Regions from separate parts of the Homo sapiens genome. Here all the other regions are linked to region 2. The links are chromatin contacts, found by Hi-C or POLR2A ChIA-PET in ENCODE. All regions are on one chromosome and are shown on one strand. The core of a region is the stretch at or near the end of the contact, and the rest is flanking DNA. Distances in the headings are between cores, read along the strand shown.

Region 1 (2,700 bases), core at 9-2,508, 160 kb after region 2:
TTTCTGGCTTGATTACTTTAATATCTGCAAACTGATACCTCTTACTGGAATCTTGTCACCTTCTACTTGCCAGATAATCTTTCCCTGATTATTAATATTAATTACCCATTTAAGAATCTTCTGAGGCCGGGCGCGGTGGCTCACGCCTGTAATCCCAGCACTTTGGGAGGCCGAGGCGGGCGGATCACGAGGTCAGGAGATTGAGACCATCCTGGATAACACGGTGAAACCCCATCTCTACTAAAAATACAAAAAAATAGCCAGGCGTGGTGGCGGGTGCCTGTAGTCCCAGCTACTCGGGAGGCTGAGGCAGGAGAATGGCGTGAACCCGGGAAGCGGAGTTTGCAGTGAGCCAAGATCGCGCCACTGCACTCCAGCCTGGGTGACAGAGAGAGACTCCGTCTCAAAAAAAAAAAAAAAAGAATCTTCTGGATAAAGTTAAACCTCTTCCCTGACAACCTCTCTAGCATCATCTCCTCCCCCTCCACACACAACCTTCCCATTACCATAGCAAGGTATGTGTAGTATCATGATCTCAGTCCTCTATGGCACTGGCGATGATATTCCTGACTAGATTGAGCATCCTTGCCACCGCCATGTCCCAGCCCATCTGCAGCTACATAGTGAACAACTTCTCAAAAATCACCTGCTCTAATAAGCTTTTTCAGGCATTCCCATATCCCAAAGCAGAACTGACTATTCCCCCTCTTTGTTGCCTAATTGTTACCGTCCATATACTTTTAGCATATATTTCTATCTCATCCTTCTAAATAATAATTTCTTTAAGGGTGGGGGCCATGTGTTATTCATCTTCATATATCCAGTATCTACGAAAGGTCTTCATTCAATAAGCTTATTAAGTTAATTAATGTCATGTTATTTTAAGGCATATTTCATATTTTAAGGCATATTCATGCAATATTTAAGCTTTGCTCCAGAGATTAAATTACCAACAGGGAAGAACTGGACCCAAGTTTTTCTGACTCATGTATTTTGGCATTCGGGGTACTTTTTTAATATCCTGATAGCTCTCTAGTTCAGGTTACTCTGCAGTAATAATGCCTTAGAACTTTTTTTTCAGTTGGTGATTCTTTCAAAAAACAGTAAGAAAGAAATGTACTCTTAGTAAGGATATTTACACATTCTCTAAAGAAAAATGTAATAAAAGTCTTCTTTAAAAAATGATTGGCTGATAGCTAACAAGCTGGAGAATGCTTTTTAAGGAAGTATAGTACAAAGTACAAACAGAATGCTTTTATTTTTCTTAAAAAAGAAAAGAGGAAGTGAAGACAACTAGCAACGCCCTAACCACCTGTATTCTACTCTAAGTTGTGAGATCAAAGAACAAGTGTTGTGTTTACTTTTAAGTTCCATATAACAAGTAATATTTCAAAAGCAGCTATCTACTAATAACACCCAACTCATGAAGGCCAACAGATCAGTAGCCACCTCTGCAAGAAGTCCATCTCCCTAGCTAGCCTAACTAAAAAACTGTCCTTCCTTTCCACAACTGATAAGGCTCTCCTTTTTCCTGTGTTGCTCTGCTGACCTAAACCAGATGTCTTTACCAGTTTCCATTAATTTCTCTGTCAGTTCCATCCCAACACTCCTAATTCCCTTTCACTGAAGACCCTGACCAATCCTGTCACTTCATATCTCAAGTCACACTCCACAAAGAAACTCACTTACTGAGCCCGATTACTGCAAGCTGTCTCCCCACTGACGCTAATTCTAGGAGTCACCAGAAAGAAACAAGTCTGCCAGAAAAAGCCACTTAACTCCCAACTACCTGTTAATGTCCTCAAAAGGAGTTTCCAACCGATTACTACCCATAGCCAAAGTCCATTTGAGAGTTGCCTCTACCGTTTCACTGATCAGAATCAATCAGGTATACCCTAAATAGAGAAACATTTCACATTAAAAGAATGATGTATCTGTATTCAGTGGCATTAAAAGATTTTTGTGTCCACTGCTGAGTAAAAAGGCAGCAAAACAACATGTAGAGTATCATTCATATAGGTACATACAAATGTCTGTGTGTGTATATGTATCACAAATGTGAAAAACATGTTAAGAAAGATGGCCAGGCATAGTGGCTCATGCCAGTAATCCCAGCACTTTGGGAAGCTGAGACAGGTGGATAGCTTGAGCTCAGGAGTTCGAGACCAGCCTGGTCAACATGGTGAAACCCTGTATCTACCAAAAATACAAAAAATTAGCCAGGCATTGTGGTGCACACCTGTGGTCCCAGCTACTCAGGCGGCTGAGCTGGGAGATCACTTGAGCCTGGGAGGCGGAGGTTGCAGTGAGCCGAGATTGCAGCACTGCACTCCAACCTGGGTGACAGAGCGAGACCCTGTCTCCAAAAAAAAAAGTTAAGAAAAATGACTGCATTGGATATACACACAATAATACATACTCATAACATGATATATGACTAGACTCAATATAGAAACACACACACACCCATGCACCACTACCTGTGAGAACAGTCACCAAAATGTTAAAGGTGTATATATATAATGCCTTCTAGGAGTAAAATCCGGGATTACTTTTTTTAAAGTTTTTAACTTTTCTATGTAGATATTAATTTTAGAATCAGAGAGGAAATGCTATTTTTCTCTTTAATGCTTACCTTAGTATATTAATTTGCTTTTATCATGTTAAAGCAGCTTATAAATAGTATTGCCTCATTATTTA
Region 2 (2,700 bases), core at 103-2,602:
CACCCAGGCTGGAGTGCAGTGGCGAAATCTCAGCTCACTGCAACCTCCGCCTCCTGAGGTTCAAGTGATCCTCCTGCCTCAGCCTCCCAAGTAGCTGGGATTACAGGCACATGCCACCACACCCAGCTAATTTTTGTATTTTTTAGTAGAGACAGGGTTTCACCGTGTTGGCGAGACTGATCTTGAACTCCTGACATCAGGTGATCCACCTGCCTCGGCCTCCCAAAGTGCTGGGATTACAGGCATGAGCCACCATGCCTGGCCAGAATAATGTTTTTAAATGCAGAAAAGGAAATGCATGGGGTTACAAGGGAAACGAATTACACTGAAGTGTAAGCTACCAAATAATTTATGATGTGGTAGTTATAGGTGTGCATTTAATAGCCAGATCTACGAGTGGATGTAATAACTGCTATGATGTTGAAGTAGCATAAAACATATATTAGATATCTGCAACAACTGTGATGTAACATGAAAATACCTGATTTCTGTTGACAAAGTTACTGCTAGTACAACTGTGGATTGTTGTCTGCACTCGTCATTGAAGGAAATACTAAATTTTAGTTTTAGGCTAGTGAAATTAAAGTTAATTTTTCCCATCCAAGTTCATGTATCTTCTGAATTCTATCCGTGAATCCCTTAGAGGTCTGTGAATTGTAGGTTAAGAACCCCTGCCCTAGCTAATCAGATCCACCAATGTTTCAAATAGGACTATAACTTATTCAAAGGCCAATGATACTTCGCATAATTCAATTTTAATATTATTCACATTTCATGTCACAAATTTAGTAAGTTACATGTGTTATGTGATGTTTTGTTTTGATAGATTATATCTTACTCCTAAATAAAAAGTCAAGATTTTTGTAGCAACTTCTATTTATTTTATGTATTTATTTATTTTGAGATGGGGGTCTCCTTGCTCTGTCACTCAGGCTGGAGTACAGTGGTACAATCACGGCTCACTGCAGCCTTGACCTCCTGGGCTCAAGTGATCCTCCCACCTCAGCCTCCCAAGTAGCTGGGACTACAATTGCATGCTACCACACCCAGCTAATTTTATAATTTTCATAAAGATGGGGTCTCCCTACGTTGTCCATGTCGGCTTTGAACTCCTGGGCTCAAATGATCCTCTTGCCTTGGCCTCCCAAAGTTGTGGATTACAGATGTGACCTGCCATGTCCAGCCTGAAGCATCTTTTAAATGGGAGAAGCAAAACAGGATCTTACCAACACTAAGATTATCTTTCAGTCATTCAGCAAACATTTGTGGAGTGATTACTATGTGCTAAGCATTGTGCAATCACAAAACTCAAAAAGCTAGTTTAGTAAGAGAGACAAGTATTCATGCAAACAGTGGCAATGGTGTTGTGTAATGTCAAAAGTATCTGTGACGTGCTTATGAGATCACATAAGTGAATACCCAGCCCAGATTAGGAAGGTCAGGAAAGGCATCCCATAGAAGTATCATGAGCTAGATCTTGAAGAATGAGTGGGTATTAGCCAAGTAAAGACTAGGGGAATTTTGGGCCACTGCAGCAAGATGTGCAAAAATAAGACAGCAGAGTGAGCATGGCATCCCCTGAAACTGAAACTAGTTAAGGTGCAGCTGGAAAAGAGAAACGTTTAGAGAGGGATACAGGTGGCAAGTCATTGTTTGACCAGAATCCCTTCCTTTAGAAAATATTCCTTTCCCTTCTGTGGTGCTCCTCATTCCATTCCACGGTGACTGGCCTCAAGGATGAGCACTCAGTTCACACCAGGCCAATTGAAGTCTTCTCATTTACTCAGGGGTCTTGAATTCCAAGGACCATGTGGACCTGAAGAAACCAATGGCTATGCTGCCTTCACATGAATGGAGCCTGTCTAGAAATAGAACCAACATGAAAAAAACAGAACCAAGGGTGGATCAGGAAGACAAGGCCTTAATGCCATCTTTGAACTCCCAGATCTAGCCTGGCCTAAAGCCATCCCTGGGCTTTTCAGTTGCATGAGCCAACAGATTCATCATTTTTTCTCAGTTATTTTGAATGAGATTTCTGTCACTGGGAACTGAAAGATGACTGAGTTGCACACAGTAAGTATGAACAGTGACACTAAAATACCTTTGGAGCAGATTGACTCAAAGCAGGAGAGTGACACATTCAGATTTGCATCTTAGACTACACTAATCACATAGAAAATGGCATGGCAAGGAGCAAGGCTTAGATATTTTCTGGATACTTCCAGTATTTCTCAGATTTACACATTCTAACCACAACTCCCCTCTTGTTGTTAAAAACAATTTATTTTCTTATTACGGAAAAATCAGAAACTTATAAGCAAAAATAACCAGAAAACTCACAAACCTACTGTCTTAGTCCATTTTGTGTAGCTATAACAGAATACCACAGACTGGGTAATTTATAAAGAAAATAAACTGACAGGGCATGGTGGCTCATGCCTGTAATCCCACCACTTTGGGAGGCCAAGGCGGGTGGATCACCTGAGGTCAGGAGTTCGAGACCAGCCTGGCTAACATGGCAAAACCCCGACTCTACTGAAAATATAAAAATTAGCTGGGTGTGGTGGTGTGCACCTGTAGTCCCAGTTACTTGGGAGGCTGTGACAGGCGAATCGCTTGAACCCAGGAGGCAGAGGTTGCAGTGAGCTGAGATCACACCACTGCACTCCAGCCTGGGCAAGAGAGTGAGATTCTGTCTCA
Region 3 (2,700 bases), core at 61-2,560, 130 kb after region 2:
CGAACTCCTCAGCTCAGGTGATCTGCCCACCTCAGCTTCCCAAAGTGCTGGGATTACAGGCGTGAGCCACTACACCCAGCCAAGTTCTGCTTTTAATAAAAATTTACAGAAGGTATAATTCAATCTCTGTGCCTATTAAGATCAGTAAGAATGACAAGAATACAAAAATCTATACATTTGTATCATGAGAACCAAAATACTTTTCATTAAAGAACATTGAGGATAATCCAAGTATGAAAAGAAAAAACAAGTATTAATAATAAAAAATACTTCGAAACTCCTTTCTGAGCTAATATTTATTAGCTTTTAGGTGATAAAATCTCTTGGATGAGGTGTAATACAAAACCTCCCTTTAGGAAGATTCTTCTCCTCAGTTACAAATTATGAATTTGATCCTTCTGACTAAACAATTAGAGACCTTATTTCAGTTTTATAAATCTTAAAATGTCTTTTAGAGAATGTTTAAAGAAAAGTATTTTTCAAGATAATTTTTCTTTCTAGGCAACAATTGTTTTTAGAGGTTTATTCTTAAAAATCCCACTACAATCTCAATTATTCGAAACTTTTACTCCTCTAAATGGATTTTTTCATCCTCAGTATTAAATTCATCTACCAAGATTTTTTGACATTTTTAAGTGAGAAATATTTTAAGTACATATTTTTCCTTAGTAGAAATAACAAACCATTAAGTTTAATAATTCTATAAGATGGCCTACAGTTAAATTTTTGGCAAAGCTGGACTCTCTCCTAGAATAATTTTTTTTTTACAAAATTTCAACTACAAAGTATAATTTTACCAAAAAACTACATCATATAAGCATATCTCCAACTTGAAACAAAATCCCCTAAAAGCCCAAGACTCTAGGATGCATAAAACTAAAAGGGTTAGGCTAGATAAACCATACGTTTTGAGAACATACAAGCCAACAGAAGGGATCTATGAAGGATAATCACCTTAAGAGAAAAAACTTTGTGCAGATGACACTGGTTCAAATGCATTCCCTTGGGGAAAAAAAATCAACTCTGTAAAGATAGCAGATGGATTTGTTTAAATAGTAATAAAATTAACGAGGGACTTTAATTACCATCACAAATTATAAAGCATGCAACCACACTAAACAAACAATGGCATTTTTTTTTTTTTGCCCATACAGCATGTTTGTCAGAATACTGACACATGGAAATTTCAAGCTTTTTTAGTTCACAGGCATTTAGATCTTGCAATAAAACATAGTGTGGGAAAAAATAGTTTTTACTTTCAGTTCAGCAAGAAAGTCAAAGAGCTTCCAAGGGCTTACCACTGGTGGATCAACAGGTGCTGGTGGTTGCACTTGTAGGTTTACCGCAACAGTCTGTGGAGGAGGAAGAGTCTGAAATGGCAACTGGACCAAAGCTTCTGCAGCTGGAAGTTCCTCTTCTGACACCAAAGCATTCTGCACCAAAACCTGGCCCTGGGACAGAATTTCAGGCTGCACTTGTAAAGACTGCATAGACTGCAAGGGCAGTGGTGGAATCTGAGCTGGAGGAGATGTCGACATCTGTGGAGGACTTGCAATTGGGATTGGAGAGGACTGCAGGGATGAATATTGCTGGTGTGATGGAGAGACAATCTGCTGGCCTGGGGATACCAAGGCAGACTGCTGAACTGGGCCAATGTGTACAACAGGGGAAGCTGGAAGTGGAAGATGGGATGGAAGATTCAACTGTGCTGTAGCTTGCACCTGATTAGCAGTGGACTGCTGCAAATTTGGCCCTGGCTGGAGAGCTGATGACACAAGAGGGTGTGGCTGAATAAGTGCTTGTGGATGAATAATTATAGTAGGAGACTGACTTGGTGAATGAGGTGGTGGAGGAGACACCACTACAGACTGCTGTGCTGACTGTGACTGATTAGGAGACACTGTTAAAGGAGAGGGATGACTCTGAATCGGTGAACAATGCTGTGACTGGGCATTACTGGGAGCTGGAGGAAGGCCATGGTTCTGGAGTGGTATACAGTGCTGGGATGGGGGTGGGTCTTGAGTTGAATTCTGAAGTGTGATTGGCTGAATTTGCTGTTGCTGCTGTTGTAATATCAGCTGATGATGGGAAACTTTGGAAGGTGGTGAATGAAGAGGAATCTGCTGATGTTTTATTAGAGAATGAGGCTGAATTGGAGAATATGAAGCTGTGAGAGAAAAAAATGACAATTAGTACTGATTTCAAAAATACAGAAATTTTTAAATCACTCTAAAGGAAAAAGTGTTCATTATCAGAAGGTCATAATCATCAGAATTCTATTACAAGTTTTCCAAACAAGAGTAATTTGAAAAAAAAAAAATTTTTTTTTTTGAGACAGAGTCTTGCTCTTGTCACCCAGGCTGGGGTGCAGTGGCATGATCTCAGCTCACTGCAACCTCCACCTCCCTGGTTCAAGCGATTCTCCTGTCTCTGCCTCCGGAGTAGCTGGGATTACAGGTGCCCGCTACCACACCCGGCTAACTTCTGTATTTTTAGTAGAGACGGGGTTTCACCACGTTGGCCAGGCTGGTCTTGAAACCTGACCTGAAGTGATCCTCCCAACTCAGCCTCCCAAAGTGCTGGGATTACTAGCGTGAGCCATCACGCCTGGCCTGAATATTTAATGACAATTTATAGTTGGAAAACTAGAAAATATCATAAAATACACTGTACTGTGATAAGTTCTAAAAGAAAACTGCC

What was found. Hi-C counts contacts between places; a loop is a spot of excess contacts on that map. ChIA-PET counts read pairs that join two places held with the same protein, here RNA polymerase II (POLR2A). Pooled maps may share reads with other maps.
Region 1: a loop to region 2 is called in a pooled map, with 1.9 times the contacts of the local background. The contact joins two enhancer-like sites. A Hi-C loop is called at or near these places in 3 of 50 pooled maps. POLR2A ChIA-PET finds 5 or more read pairs at or near these places in 4 of 52 experiments (BJ, CD8-positive, alpha-beta memory T cell, T-cell and 1 more).
Region 3: a map with no recorded cell type shows a loop between it and region 2 (4-fold over the local background). The contact joins two enhancer-like sites. A Hi-C loop is called at or near these places in 2 of 168 maps with a recorded cell type or tissue (heart left ventricle and psoas muscle), 2 of 37 single-sample maps with no recorded cell type and 7 of 50 pooled maps. POLR2A ChIA-PET finds 5 or more read pairs at or near these places in 2 of 52 experiments (BJ and activated naive CD4-positive, alpha-beta T cell).

Annotation. Positions count from the first base shown.
Region 1 is chr3:170,153,358-170,156,057 of GRCh38, forward strand. The region is part of intron 4 of PHC3 (polyhomeotic homolog 3); the gene reads right to left. Among named protein-coding and RNA genes, the nearest start is that of PHC3, 27 kb to the right of the region's middle. Within about 2 kb of position 1,259, at least 4 of the 41 ENCODE cell types and tissues checked have a DNase peak (open chromatin) inside an H3K27ac peak, as active enhancers do.
Region 2 is chr3:169,997,504-170,000,203 of GRCh38, forward strand. SEC62 (SEC62 preprotein translocation factor) reads left to right here. Exons shown (of 8, transcript NM_003262.4): 8 at 1-870. Among named protein-coding and RNA genes, the nearest start is that of SEC62, 32 kb to the left of the region's middle. Within about 2 kb of position 1,353, at least 3 of the 41 ENCODE cell types and tissues checked have a DNase peak (open chromatin) inside an H3K27ac peak, as active enhancers do.
Region 3 is chr3:170,127,386-170,130,085 of GRCh38, forward strand. It overlaps PHC3 (polyhomeotic homolog 3), which reads right to left. Exons shown (of 15, transcript NM_024947.4): 8 at 1,299-2,167. Among named protein-coding and RNA genes, the nearest start is that of PHC3, 53 kb to the right of the region's middle. Within about 2 kb of position 1,311, at least 4 of the 41 ENCODE cell types and tissues checked have a DNase peak (open chromatin) inside an H3K27ac peak, as active enhancers do.